2 separate regions of the Homo sapiens genome follow, and region 1 is linked to region 2. The links are chromatin contacts, found by Hi-C or POLR2A ChIA-PET in ENCODE. All regions are on one chromosome and are shown on one strand. Each heading gives the region's core, a stretch centred on a gene start or an enhancer-like site at or near the end of the contact. The rest is flanking DNA. Distances are from core to core; before and after follow the strand shown. Region 1 holds the start of FAM13A (family with sequence similarity 13 member A). Region 2 overlaps FAM13A (family with sequence similarity 13 member A).

Region 1 (3,775 bases), core at 999-3,498, 260 kb after region 2:
TTACCTGCAGCTCCCTACTTCTCTCTTCCCCAAAAAGAAGGCATTTAAGCTTCAACCACCTGGCCCTTCTTTGAATCTCATATTTGAGGGGCTCTCATATCCATATACATATTAATAAATTTGTAACTCTTTTTCTCCTATTAATCTATTGCCAATTGTTTCAATAAAATTGCAGAAAGGGCAGAGGAAAAGCTTTCTCTTCACTCCTACACAAAGTAAAAAGTAGTGTATCAGCTCATTGAATGTATTAATGTGTGACTTAGTTCTCCCTTTTTTGTCACGATGTTTAAAATTTTTTTTGTTGTTCTCCAAAAGCTATCTTTTTCCAGATATGCTATGGTACAACTGTTGAAAATGTATTTCCTCCTACAGTAAAACCAAGACAGCACAATCAAAGGCCAACCTTAAGGAGAAGGGTAGAAATGATTGAGAATTACTCATCTACCAGAGTGAATAATCTCTTACACTGTGTGATTTTTATGTCAACTTTAACTGAAATTTTATACATGCTTTGGATATAAATTAAGGGAAAATATAAAGTTTTATACATGAGTCAGTGTGCATTCCAGTCAAGGTAGAGATCAATATATTGCAGGTCAAGGGAAAGAAGTAAAGATCTAATCAGACAATCAGAGATGACTACCAATCTTCATGACCTATCTGCTGCCTCATTCTACACATTTTCAGTTCTGTATTGTTTCTTTTATAAAGCTAGAAAAATAGAAGGGCCACCTCTGCAGTAAAGTAAAAGTCAGTATTTTACACATAGATAAATCAGATTTTGAAGGAAACTCTTTGGGGTGATAAAAAAAGAATAACCACATGGATACCTGGATGCTACTAAGCCTCAGAGTTAAAAGGAAGACAGAGTGACATACATGGTGCTGAAAAGTTTTGAGCCTGGAAACAAGGTCATCCTGCAGTTTCACTAAGAAAACTTAATCTATAGGGCTGGTCTACCATTTGGTGACCATTTGGTGACCATTTGGTGTCTGTGTGTCAAAAATTGCTCAGATATTTCTAAACACTTCAGAATGCCATCAGAAGCTACAGCAAATTGCAGCTCTTTCTGAAACACACACAAAAAAAGAGGATCTGGCCTGAGTGTGATTTTTTAAGTGAGCAGTTAAGGTGATAATAAGGAAGAAGATATTTCTCATTTAATACATTCTAGAAAATAAAATGTCCCTATGGAATACAATAGCAACTTGAAACATAAATATGTGTAATTCTCATACAGATATATGCATTTTCTATATAGTACAATCAAAATTTAAATTACAGCATTCTGCAAATTATATAATTGACAATTTTTGATTATTACAAAAGGTTTTGTACAAGCACCAGCAGAATAATTTAGAAATTCATAAATTCTAAAAATTCTAAAACTCCAGAAATATGCACATTTTCCCAAGGATTTTATTTCAGTGTTATTTATTAATGCTACTGTGTTATAACAACCATTCATTTCTACAGTTTAAGGATACACAAACATTTATCAACTGAGCTTCTCCACCATCACTTTCAGCAATCATGCTGAAACAGAAACTCCAGAATTACTAAACGAAAATAGAAATATAAAACAGAAAAATGTCACACACATACTCAAAAGTAATAAATTAATGGTTACTTCAATTCCTCCTCAAGCTAGCCACAAGATTTCTCTAATAGCTATAATGAAGCATTCATGTTTAACTATTCAGGGACAAGAAAGTCTAAAATGCTTGAAAGTGCTCTACTTTAAATCAAGTTGACTTAACGGAATAAATCAGCATGCATCTTTCACCTTTTTTGGAAACTAAAGTGCACAAATATGCTGAATGCCATCCCAAATCCTGCCTAATACCCATTTAAGTAGATAGGAATTTAAGTAACAAATCTTTCCCCACCTCCTGGGAAGGAAAAATAAGTTACACAAACATCTCATCAAAACAAGGAAGGCAAGGCCCTCTCCTAAAAACTGGCAGTAAACACAGAAGACAGAAGAAGGCCTATACTTACACAGATGGCTAGAGCTCCTGCCCCCATTCTCTCAGAAAGCGTCTGGAAGAACTGAGGAAGACCAGACGAAAATATTAAAACGACAGCAAAATACTAAAATTCCATTCAGCACATATTCTTTGATGTGAAAAACAGCTCCCAATGCAAAGGCCCCAAGGTAAGCGAAGAGCAGCTTCTAACATTTTAGGAAGAGTGGTTTTGCTTCTCTTTCCGCTGAACCCACATGGCTGGAAGGACTGCCTGGAGTTGAAATTTGATCCACAGCCTCAGTGCTGGCAAGTAGAGGGAGTCACGTGACACGGGTCTTAAGTCGCTGACATCTTTTTTTCAAACCTGACTCCCTAGATCCTACACACAGGCTTCTTTGACTCCGAAAACTGCCAGTCACCTGGTGGCTTTCATTAATAGAACCAACAGTGCATAAAGTGAAAACACAGACTTGCTTCCCAGATTCCACACAGCTCTAAGCAAAATGTACGTATTCAGACTCAGGTTTAAAACTGCAGGCACATTATTCATTTTTTCTGAGGCAGTTTTCTCTTCTACTCTTCCTTAGAAACCAGCTAAATTCTACCAAAATTTTCTTCCTTCCATGCTACCCCATCAGAATTGTTTTAAATGAAAATGCTCTATTTTATGTAGCCGTTACTACTTCTAATTATGTATGAGTTGTCTTATAAAAATATACTGATGATAAACATAAACAACATACTTCTAGACAACCATAATTCTACATATGTGATTTGCAGTCTGAAAAATTAGCTAACTGACTTTTCAATAACTTTCTCTTCCACATGCTGTCACTAGAAAATTTGATAGATTTTAAAATTTACAAATATTTGAACTAATAGCTAAAATAGCCACTTCAGGTAAGCCAAAAGGAAACTATCCTATTTTTATTTTTGTTACCATTTTTTCTGTCAATTTGTTTTTCTTTTTTCTTTTGCTGTACCTATTGACCCATCCTCTAAGTTCTCTCCCCTCACCCCCAACCTCCCAACAGGCCCTGATGTGTGTTGTTTCCCCTTTGTGTCCATGTGTTCTCAATGTTCAACTCCCACTTATGAGTGAGAACATGTGGTGTCTGGTTTTCTGTTCCTGTGGTAGTTTGCTGAGGATGACGGCTTCTAGCTTCATACATGTCCATGCAAAAGACATGATCTTGTTCCTTATTATGGCTGCATAGTATTCCATGGTGTATATGTACCACATTTTCTTTATCCAGTCTATCATTGATGGGCATTTGAGTGGGTTCCATGTCTTTGCTATTGTAAACAGTGCTGCGATAAACATATGTGTGTATGTGTCTTTATAGCAGAATGATTTATACTCCTTTGGGTATATACCCAGTAATGGGACTGCTGGGTCAAATGGTATTTCTGGTTCTAGATCCTTGAGGAATCTCCATACTGTCTTCCACAATGGTTGAACTAATTACATTCCCACGGACAGTGTAAAAGCGTTCCTATTTCTCCACATCCTCTCTAGCATCTGTTGTTTCCTGACTTCTCAATAATTGCCATTCTAACTGGCTCGAGATAGTATCTCATTGTGGTTTTGATTTGCATTTCTCTGATGATCAGTGATGGTGAGCTTTTCTTCATAGGTTTGTTGGCTACATAAATGTCTTCTTTTGAGAAGTGTCTGTTCATATCCTTTGCCCACTTTTTGATGGGGTAGTTTGTCTTTTTCCTGTAAATTTGTTTAAGTTCCTTATGGATTCTGGATATGAGACCTTTGTCAGATGCATAGTTTGCAAATATTTTCTCCCATT
Region 2 (3,722 bases), core at 70-2,569:
TTCTATATGACTATTTCTAAACCATCTTTTCGAAGCCACATTTTCTTCCTAAGTTTCTCAGGATGGAAAGCATCTCAAGCTCTGTAATGTGTCAGCTTAACATCTAATTTACAATGTTTTTGTTGAGCACTTACAAATTTTCATGATTTTCCCATTTTTTTAAAGCCTGAATTCTTTTAAAAGTATTGAGAAGTGGTCAACACAAAGTAGAATGATAAAATTACAAAACACTATCAGGTTAGCATGCTTCAGAACTTTCCCCCTCATGCCTGCACTTATGTTCACATAACCACAATGAGTGTTGAGGCTGGCAGCTATTTTAATTGTATTAACACATTACATTCTCACAATCTGCCCTCTAGTGTTTAGTTGGCTTGTGAATCAAGATTTAAAAGTGCCTATCCTTTAAAAGAAGAGGTTAAATATTGAGCAGATTTGAGACAATCTTTAGTCGTGTCAAACTATAGTTCTACCTAATAGTCCTAATAGTTCTTTTCTTTCTTTGTAGAGACATTCAAAGAAAATCAAAGTTGTTAAGGACCAATATTGATAGTTGTCTTTCAATTACTCCAAACATTCTAATTTATACGATATAATTTTCAACATATGAATATGTTGCTTGGGAATCATCTGTCAGGTTTTTCTCCCATGTAAGTGTATATCTCATCTCTTTCAATGTAGAATCTCAAGGCCTCAAGGGACTGTACAATATTTCTCATTTTCTTTCATCACACTCCCTCCCACTACCACCACCATCATGTCTTCCATAGTACTCATTATCCCAGAGGTGATCAAAAAATGTTTACTCTTTCGCCCAAGATAATTTTCTTTAGCTAAAGCTGTAGCTCTTTGTTATGGCCACAGACAAACCCAGAAAAACCACGTAAAATCATGTGATTAGGTAAAAGGGAAGCTGATTCAAATTCGTATTAAATAATTAAGAAGATAAGTAAATAAATACAAACACCCTAAGACTTACTGAGTACTTACTATGTTCCAGACACTGTGCTAAGTACTTTTACATAGTTTTTTTTTCACTTATTATTTACAATAACCCTATGAAGAGGTACTACTCTTTTCCCTGTTTTCAGATGAAGAGGTTAGAAAGGTTAAATAACTTACCCACAGCCATAGAACCAAGAAATAAATGAGCTAGGATTTGAACCAAGAAAGGTTTTAGCTCAGAGTCTAAGCTCTTAATCACTCCACTAGCTTGTCTTTCAATCCATTACTCACTACAGTCATCTTTGGATATGGAGGCCTGGCCTTAGGTATTTTACTTTGCTTTTAATTACAACAATTTCTCCTCTGCCTCACAATGCCTGTTATTCATAGTGGTTCCCAGGCTACATAACCAACAATAAAACCCTTTCTGCTTTCTGTCTTTAACTGGAACAAGCAGTCCTTGCTTTTGCTACTTTGTGGCTTACCCTCTGTAAATTCAACAATATATAATTAACTCCTATACTCCACTTCTCAGTACAGTTACACAACCTTGGTTTTGAGAGCAGGGACCCATATGAGTAATGACTCGGGGAAAACCCAGAAGAGAGTAAAGAATGTGGATCTGCTAGATGCTAAAAAACATTCCAAAGACATGTCATTAGCCTGTTAGTCCTCTATGCCATCTCAGAATGAAGACATGTATTTCCTCTCCTCCTTTCCACATCCTTTTGAACTGTCTTCTTTTTGACTATTAAAGCAGATCCTGATGTTTTGATGTTCATTTTCCATGAAGGGAGGGTGAAGAAAGAAAGGCAAGAAAGAAAAAGACAAGGAAACAACAAACAAGATGAGGTTCTGAGATTTCTAACTCTTTAAATAAGTGCTTCTTCATTCTTAATGTGCATAGGAATCACCTTGGCACTTGTTAATACAGACTGTGATTCAGCAGGTCTAGGTCTTGGGAAGGGGAAGCTGAGACTGCATTTCTAATACATTCCTCAGTGATTCTAATACTGTTGGTTTGTGGAAGACACTGAGTGGCAGAGGCTCTTATCTTCGCAACTAAAATTCTTCAAAACTTCAATTACTTAAATATCCCAATAATGATTTTTAAATACTGTAATCTAAGTAATGAAGGTAGGATACGGAAAACTCATGTTAACCTCAGTGAATAAAAGTCAACACATCGAAATTTCTCCAACAGCTTAGAGAAAAATGACCTGAACCATCTAAATCAGTTGTAGAGCACATTTCTCAGAGTACAAAAGTAAACGAATAAATCAATAATAAAACCAAGTAATTAAATCATATTCATATTTTTGCTAGCATATTTATTTTAGGACAGTTTTAGAATAAAGTGTGATGTTTTTAATAGTCCTTTGGAATTTCTGGTATATTTAACTAGTCTATAATTTCAAGTTCTTTTAATAGAATTCCTATATAAAGCATTAGGAGAAGATATTTTCCACTGGTAATCAGAAAAGAAAGTTCTGGTCTTGGCTCTGCAGTTGATTAGACAAAATCACTGGCAGGTTGTTGGTTAGCTTGGCTGCATTGGGTTGGTTTCTTCACATAGAAAATGAAAGGTCTGGCTAGTGATCTCTGTAGTTTCTTTTACCTCTAAAAGAAACCTCAAAAAATTGTTCTATCTCAGGTTCAGGCTTACTGCCTAAAGTTTACATGATTACAAAAGGTTATGACTGCATATTTAGTTTTATGACATAGTATCAGATACATTTATGGTTTATTAGATTCCAAAATAACTTTGGTATTTAGTCAGGCATCCACCGCCATAGTTCCTGTGGGATGTACTTAACAATTCACCCTTAACAAAATTTTAAAGAATATTTAACAAAAGCAATAGAGATTTCTTCCATAACTAAGACACTGACAAAAAGGCAATAAGCATTTAAACAATAAGCAAATAAGCCAAAGTGAAAGATAAAGAAATTTCCTTCTTCATCTGTATGTAGCTTGCTTTTTACCCTCTTCGGAGAGCTAAGAATAATGAATTTTTTTTCAGCGTCTTTGACTGATTTGCTAAGAAAATTTCTTACTTATGCATTATAAACAGTTGGATATGGAAGCGTTCATTTCCTAATGTTGACAAAGCAAGTATTTAAAATGGAAAGAAAGATGCTCACTCATATGCAGATCCCAGTTCTATGGCCAAATTCAAACCTAAGCCTACTGTTAGTGATGATGCAACTGAATATTCTATTGGCATGGTCATTTAAAATAGATTCTAAGCCTACTTTGAAATATATTCTATGACATATTGAAATATCTTTAGTCTTTATTTTTACTAGCAAAACCCAAACTATATTTCCTTAAGCCAATTATGCTCAGCAATATTAGTCTGTAAAATTTGCATGTGATAAGATGCACAGATGCCTGTTGACAAGTGATTCTTTAATTAAATCTCTTGATTTGAAATAAAAAAGCATACATTTAAAAAGAGGTTTCAAATCTACAAAATGGAGACATCTTGAAAAGCATGTGTTCTCTTTTCTGTGCGTTGTCTTATTTCAGTATGTTCTCCTCTATGGCATATAAAATCCTGCCTGTAAAATATTACCGTTTTATTAGGAAACATGAGGTCTAACAAAATTATCAGTTTCTCTAGGATATAATATTTAAATTTACTCTTTTTTTAATTGAGCAAGGATTAAAAAGACAATTATGAGATGTTCGCTTAAATAAACCTAAGGATAAAGCTCATGTAACAATCATCAAAATAGCCTAAAATTCTTAATTTGTCAATTTAACAAAATATA

The links. Hi-C counts contacts between places; a loop is a spot of excess contacts on that map. ChIA-PET counts read pairs that join two places held with the same protein, here RNA polymerase II (POLR2A). Pooled maps may share reads with other maps.
Region 1: a loop to region 2 is called in a pooled map, with 6 times the contacts of the local background. The contact joins the promoter of FAM13A here to the enhancer-like site in region 2. A Hi-C loop is called at or near these places in 7 of 50 pooled maps. POLR2A ChIA-PET finds 5 or more read pairs at or near these places in 3 of 52 experiments (H1, IMR-90 and activated T-cell).

What each region holds. Positions count from the first base shown.
Region 1 is chr4:89,054,937-89,058,711 of GRCh38, forward strand. It overlaps FAM13A (family with sequence similarity 13 member A), which reads right to left and starts at 2,249. Exons shown (of 24, transcript NM_014883.4): 1 at 2,002-2,249. The coding sequence starts at 2,028. RefSeq lists an enhancer at 1,550-2,112.
Region 2 is chr4:88,791,137-88,794,858 of GRCh38, forward strand. The region is part of intron 8 of FAM13A (family with sequence similarity 13 member A); the gene reads right to left. Among named protein-coding and RNA genes, the nearest start is that of FAM13A-AS1, 83 kb to the left of the region's middle. Within about 2 kb of position 1,320, at least 4 of the 41 ENCODE cell types and tissues checked have a DNase peak (open chromatin) inside an H3K27ac peak, as active enhancers do.